Linked DNA regions of Homo sapiens: region 2 is linked to region 1. The links are chromatin loops, found by intact Hi-C in ENCODE. Cell type or tissue: sigmoid colon. All regions are shown on one strand. Region 1 holds the start of CCL11 (C-C motif chemokine ligand 11). Region 2 holds the start of CCL13 (C-C motif chemokine ligand 13).

Region 1 (2,500 bases):
CAAGCAATTCTCATGCCTCAGCTTCCTGAGTAGCTGAGACTACAAACACCATCCACCATGGCTGGCTAATTTTTTGTATTTTTAGTAAAGACAGGTTTTCACCATGTTGGCCAGGCTGGTCTTGAACTCCTGACCTCAAGTGATCTGCCTGCCTCAGTCTCCCAAAGTGCTGGGATTACAAGTGTGAGCCACTGTACCCGGCCCTATTTCCTAATAATAAAAAACAGTAACTTCTACTCACTGAGTACCTACAGTGATTTAGTCATTCTTCTAAGCAGTTTAGATACATGAACTCATTTAATTCACACGACAATTCCCTAAAGTACACATGATTAGTATCCTGCTCTTACCCTAGCAGAGAGTGGTTAAGTAAGTTGTCCATGGTATCACAGCTAGTCAGTCACAGAGCCATCATCCAAATGCAGATATCCTGAATTCAGGTTCTACATTAGACTAACCCACCAGGAATGGAGCAGGAAAGAACAGGGAAGACTCCACATTTTTGGCCTCTATTTGGTAATTATAGTTAACTTTTTAGGTAATTATAGACCAATTATCCTAGATGGGCACTTAGAGACTTTGCAGGACAGCAAGAGCTGTCTCTAATCCTGTGCCCATGACAGACATCACCAGTCAACCACAACACAGTATTTAACTAACGCAAGTCAACTCCTCAGAATCTTTAACATTCTTGTTTGTGCTACTGTACCAATCAATCAATTTGATATGAGAGTGTGCAGGAAAAAACAGGAAACAGGTTTGCAGTACCTCCACACCAGTATTCAATGCTGTAATCCGCTGCAGTGACTCCATTAAAGACTTTGCCTCCCTTATACCCTCTCCAACTAGGGTGCCTAGTGTTATGAACAAAGGGATATGTATAGGTTCTTGTGTTGCCTCTCTCTTTGATATTTTTAGCCATCAGATACCTTGTCTGCAATGTGTGCTCAGAGAGTGAGGGGGGAACTAGATGATTGATTTTCCAAATGTGTTCCCTAAATGTGTTCCCTGGGGAATAAGGGCACGAGAGGCTGCCTATTCTATTTCAAACAAATCCCCTTCACTACAGTGTATTTGATGAGTTGGGGTTTGTTTTAATTCCATTTGGAAAAGGGCTTTAGCAGCTAAGCAAATGGTTTTAAAGTGCCTCAGAAGTCAAGATTAATAGAAACTATCCAGTTCTGATGTCCTATCATGCTAAAATTTCAGGGACTAAGATTCTGTGATCATTACATTGAAACACAGCAGCAAAGCTGTGGTGTGTTGTCCTTCCTGGTTCAGAGATGCAACTATGTGCAGGGCTGCTGAGCTCTCTCTGCATCTGGGTGGGAGCCTAATGGAAGTTTTGGGGCTCCTTCCTGGTCTCCAAAATCCTCAAGACCACCATGTGAACACAGGAATCAAGGAAGGTTCTTAGATCGACTCATCCCCCAGGCCTTTGGTTTCCTTGCTCCTTTCCCCAACTACAGGTGTTTCATTTCAACTCATCCCCTAGGGCCTTGGTTTTCTTGCTCTCTTCCCCCACTACAGATGTTTAACTTCATTTCATAACCACATATTCCCCTCCTTTTCCAAGGCAAGATCCAGATGGATTAAAAAATGTACCAAGTCCCTCCTACTAGCTTGCCTCTCTTCTGTTCTGCTTGACTTCCTAGGATCTGGAATCTGGTCAGCAATCAGGAATCCCTTCATCGTGACCCCCGCATGGGCAAAGGCTTCCCTGGAATCTCCCACACTGTCTGCTCCCTATAAAAGGCAGGCAGATGGGCCAGAGGAGCAGAGAGGCTGAGACCAACCCAGAAACCACCACCTCTCACGCCAAAGCTCACACCTTCAGCCTCCAACATGAAGGTCTCCGCAGCACTTCTGTGGCTGCTGCTCATAGCAGCTGCCTTCAGCCCCCAGGGGCTCGCTGGGCCAGGTAAGCCCCCCAACTCCTTACAGGAAAGGTAAGGTAACCACCTCCAGAGCTACTAGGTCAGCAAGAATCTTTACAGACTCACTGCAAATTCTCCATTTGAAAAATAGGGAAACAGGTTTTGTGGGTGGACAAGAAATGCCTCAACCTCACATCCAGTCACTGGAAGAGCCAGAACTAGAAAGCTCCCGAGTCTTTTCCCCACATTCAAGAGGGTTGCTGGGTGCATCCATACCCAGCTATCCTTACAGTGTTTGGGAATGGGGAATGGCTCTGTCTTACTGTGGGCATGGTGGGCATTTTTGGCAGTGGGAGAGAAGGAAAATCTGTTGATTAGAAGCTCAGTATGTTAATTCGACTCCAGGACAGCTTTCAGAGACAGTGGCTAAGAGAAGAACGAGGTCCCAGGGGGATCTCTTGAGGTGACTTATTTTGACACTCTTTGGGAAAGTTATCTAGGAGATTTGTTCCATAACTCATTTTCCCATACTCTGGTGACAAATTTACTGAGTGTATCGGTCCCACTGAGCCAGTGCATAGCATGGTAACAAACAGTTCTAAATTATCAATGACTTAACAGAA
Region 2 (2,500 bases), 71 kb after region 1:
CTGGGACAGAGTCCTACTCTGTCACTCAGACTGGGGTGCAGTGGTGCAATCTTGGCTCACTGTAACCTCGGCCTCCCAGGTTCAAGCAATTCTCCTGCCTCAGCCTCCCAAGTAGCTGGGATTACAGGCATGTGCCACCATGCCTGGGTAATTTTTGTATTTTTTTTAGTAAAGACAGGGTTTTACCATGTTGTCCAGGCTGCTCTAGAACTCTTGACCTCAAGTGATCCCCCCGCCTCAGCCCCTTTTTTCTTTTTTTTTTCATTTTCAGTTCAGGAGAGTTTTAGCTTAATTATAGGCTACAGAACCAGCTTTGGGCTTCATCTATCCTTTCTAATATTTACTGTTTCCTATTTCTCTAATCCTAGCTCTTTATTTCTTCCCTTTACTTTCACTGGGCTTATTTTGCTATAGTGGAATGCAGAGGGATGAGTATTCCAGGAAGGCACAAAAACTGTGCCAAGTCTTGGAGCTAGGGATGAGTGGGAAAGGGACATGTTCAACCATTTTAAGCCATTCCCTCCCCACCTCCCAGCTCCCAGATATGTGCCCCTCGCAGGAGGAGCCCAGGAATGGGCCAAACACCTCACTTCTTTGCTCTGAGGGCCACCCCAGCCCTCCCATCAACAGCTCTAGAAACCCAATGGTCCTTCCTGGAAACACGGGGCCTGCATCAATCAGAGGTGTTTGAACCATGTCCCTCTGGGCCTGAGGGGCAGAAGGGGACACAATATGTAATGTAAGGAGCCCCTGTCATCAGAAATCTGACTTAATCTGTTTCAGATATTAGACTTCCACATAAAAGTTGACTTGGAAAAAGACTTCTGCTGCTAAACAAAAGTTGAAACTGCCTTGGTGATAAAATATAAGCAGACCAGCTTTCTCTTCTAGCTTTCCCTCTCATTTCCCATAAGATTTTGGTCAAGTTATTTAATCTCTCTGCATCCGTTTCCTCTTCTATGAAATGGGCATGATAATAATGGTATGTACCTCCTCAAACTAAATATATAACGTGAACAGAGTCCTTAGCACAGCACTCTTTCTCTACAGGAGTTAATTTTCATTGTTTTTCTCTTTCCTGTTGGAGAAAGTAAGAAGAAAACAGCTCCTTTATGGCTTCCCATGGTGAATGGCTGGGGCGCGTCTGTGTCCCTTTCTCCTCTCTGGCTCCTTGTGGCCTGAACAGCCAGAAGGAAGCCATGCCATGCTGTTTCAGCCCTCAGCTTCCCTCTTGCATTTCCTAGAAAAGTCTTTGGTGCCCAGCTCCAGCTCAGCAGATTCAGGATCCCCCTTCATCATGACTTGGTCAACGCCCTGCTCAGGCCAAGGTCCTCTGAGAGTTCCAAGCTTCTCCACTCCCTATAAAAGGCCGGCGGAACAGCCAGAGGAGCAGAGAGGCAAAGAAACATTGTGAAATCTCCAACTCTTAACCTTCAACATGAAAGTCTCTGCAGTGCTTCTGTGCCTGCTGCTCATGACAGCAGCTTTCAACCCCCAGGGACTTGCTCAGCCAGGTAAGTCACCTCCCTTCGACTCTCCCTCTCTTTCCCTCTGTTTCTCTATTCAAGGAAGACCTAAGCCCGAGTGCTCCTCCACTTTTTTTTTAGATTGAGTCTCATTATGTTGCCCAGGCTGAAGTGCAGGGGTGCGATCTTGGCTCATTGCAACCTTCACCTCCCAGGTTCAAGCGATTCTCTTGCCTCAGCCTTCTGAGTAGCTGTGATTACAGGCACCCGCCATCACGTGCAGCTAATTTTTGTATTTTTAGTAGAGAAGGGGTTTCACTATGTTGGCCAGGCTGGTCTCAAACTCTTGACCTCAAGTGATCCTCCCGTCTCGGCCTCCCAAAGTGCTGGGATTACAGGCGTGAGCCACCAGGCCCAGCCAAGTGCCCCACTTCTAAGCCCACCAGAATAGTAAGGCTCCTCAGAGGTTCACTTTAACATCTAATTTTAAAGATAGAAAGCTGAAGCCCATGTTGGAGGCAGAAGGGACCCTAGCCATCCACCTCCAGGTTATTGCAGAGCAAGAATGAAACCTAAGCTTCTGACTCCAGATTTAGGGCCTTTTCTTTGACCTCATCTGATCGTCCCAAACTCTGCAGATCTGGGACCACACCCAGGACCTTTCCCACTGGCCTTGCCCGTGGCCTCCCCTAGATGGCTGTGACATGTCTCCACCATGCAGCTGAGCCTTTGAGATCCTGAGGCACATGTCACAGGTCCCACCTCACCTCAGGGTCTAGGGTGGGAGTGCTGGGCTTGGGGGTGAGTAAGATCTATTTCTTCCTCTTTGCTTTGCATCCCATACAGATGCTCCCTGCTGTATTCAAGCTGAGAAAAGCCTAACACATCCTCAAAGTCTTTTTCTTTGTAACTATTTCTAGATGCACTCAACGTCCCATCTACTTGCTGCTTCACATTTAGCAGTAAGAAGATCTCCTTGCAGAGGCTGAAGAGCTATGTGATCACCACCAGCAGGTGTCCCCAGAAGGCTGTCA

What was found. A loop is a pair of places that touch in the nucleus more often than their neighbours do. Peaks named below come from ENCODE experiments on the same cell type or tissue, not always from the same donor. Only the 100,000 strongest peaks of a DNase experiment are listed, where the experiment ranks them.
Region 2: it touches region 1 in a loop (3-fold over the local background); 1 of 110 quality-filtered maps calls a loop at or near these places.

Annotation. Positions count from the first base shown.
Region 1 is chr17:34,283,964-34,286,463 of GRCh38, forward strand. CCL11 (C-C motif chemokine ligand 11) reads left to right here and starts at 1,779. Exons shown (of 3, transcript NM_002986.3): 1 at 1,779-1,921. The coding sequence starts at 1,846. In sigmoid colon, no CTCF peak of the experiment used is centred here; no DNase peak of the experiment used is centred here; H3K4me3 peaks cover 793 bases.
Region 2 is chr17:34,355,089-34,357,588 of GRCh38, forward strand. It overlaps CCL13 (C-C motif chemokine ligand 13), which reads left to right and starts at 1,392. Exons shown (of 3, transcript NM_005408.3): 1 at 1,392-1,514; 2 at 2,387-2,500. The coding sequence starts at 1,439. In sigmoid colon, no CTCF peak of the experiment used is centred here; a DNase peak (open chromatin) is centred at 1,270.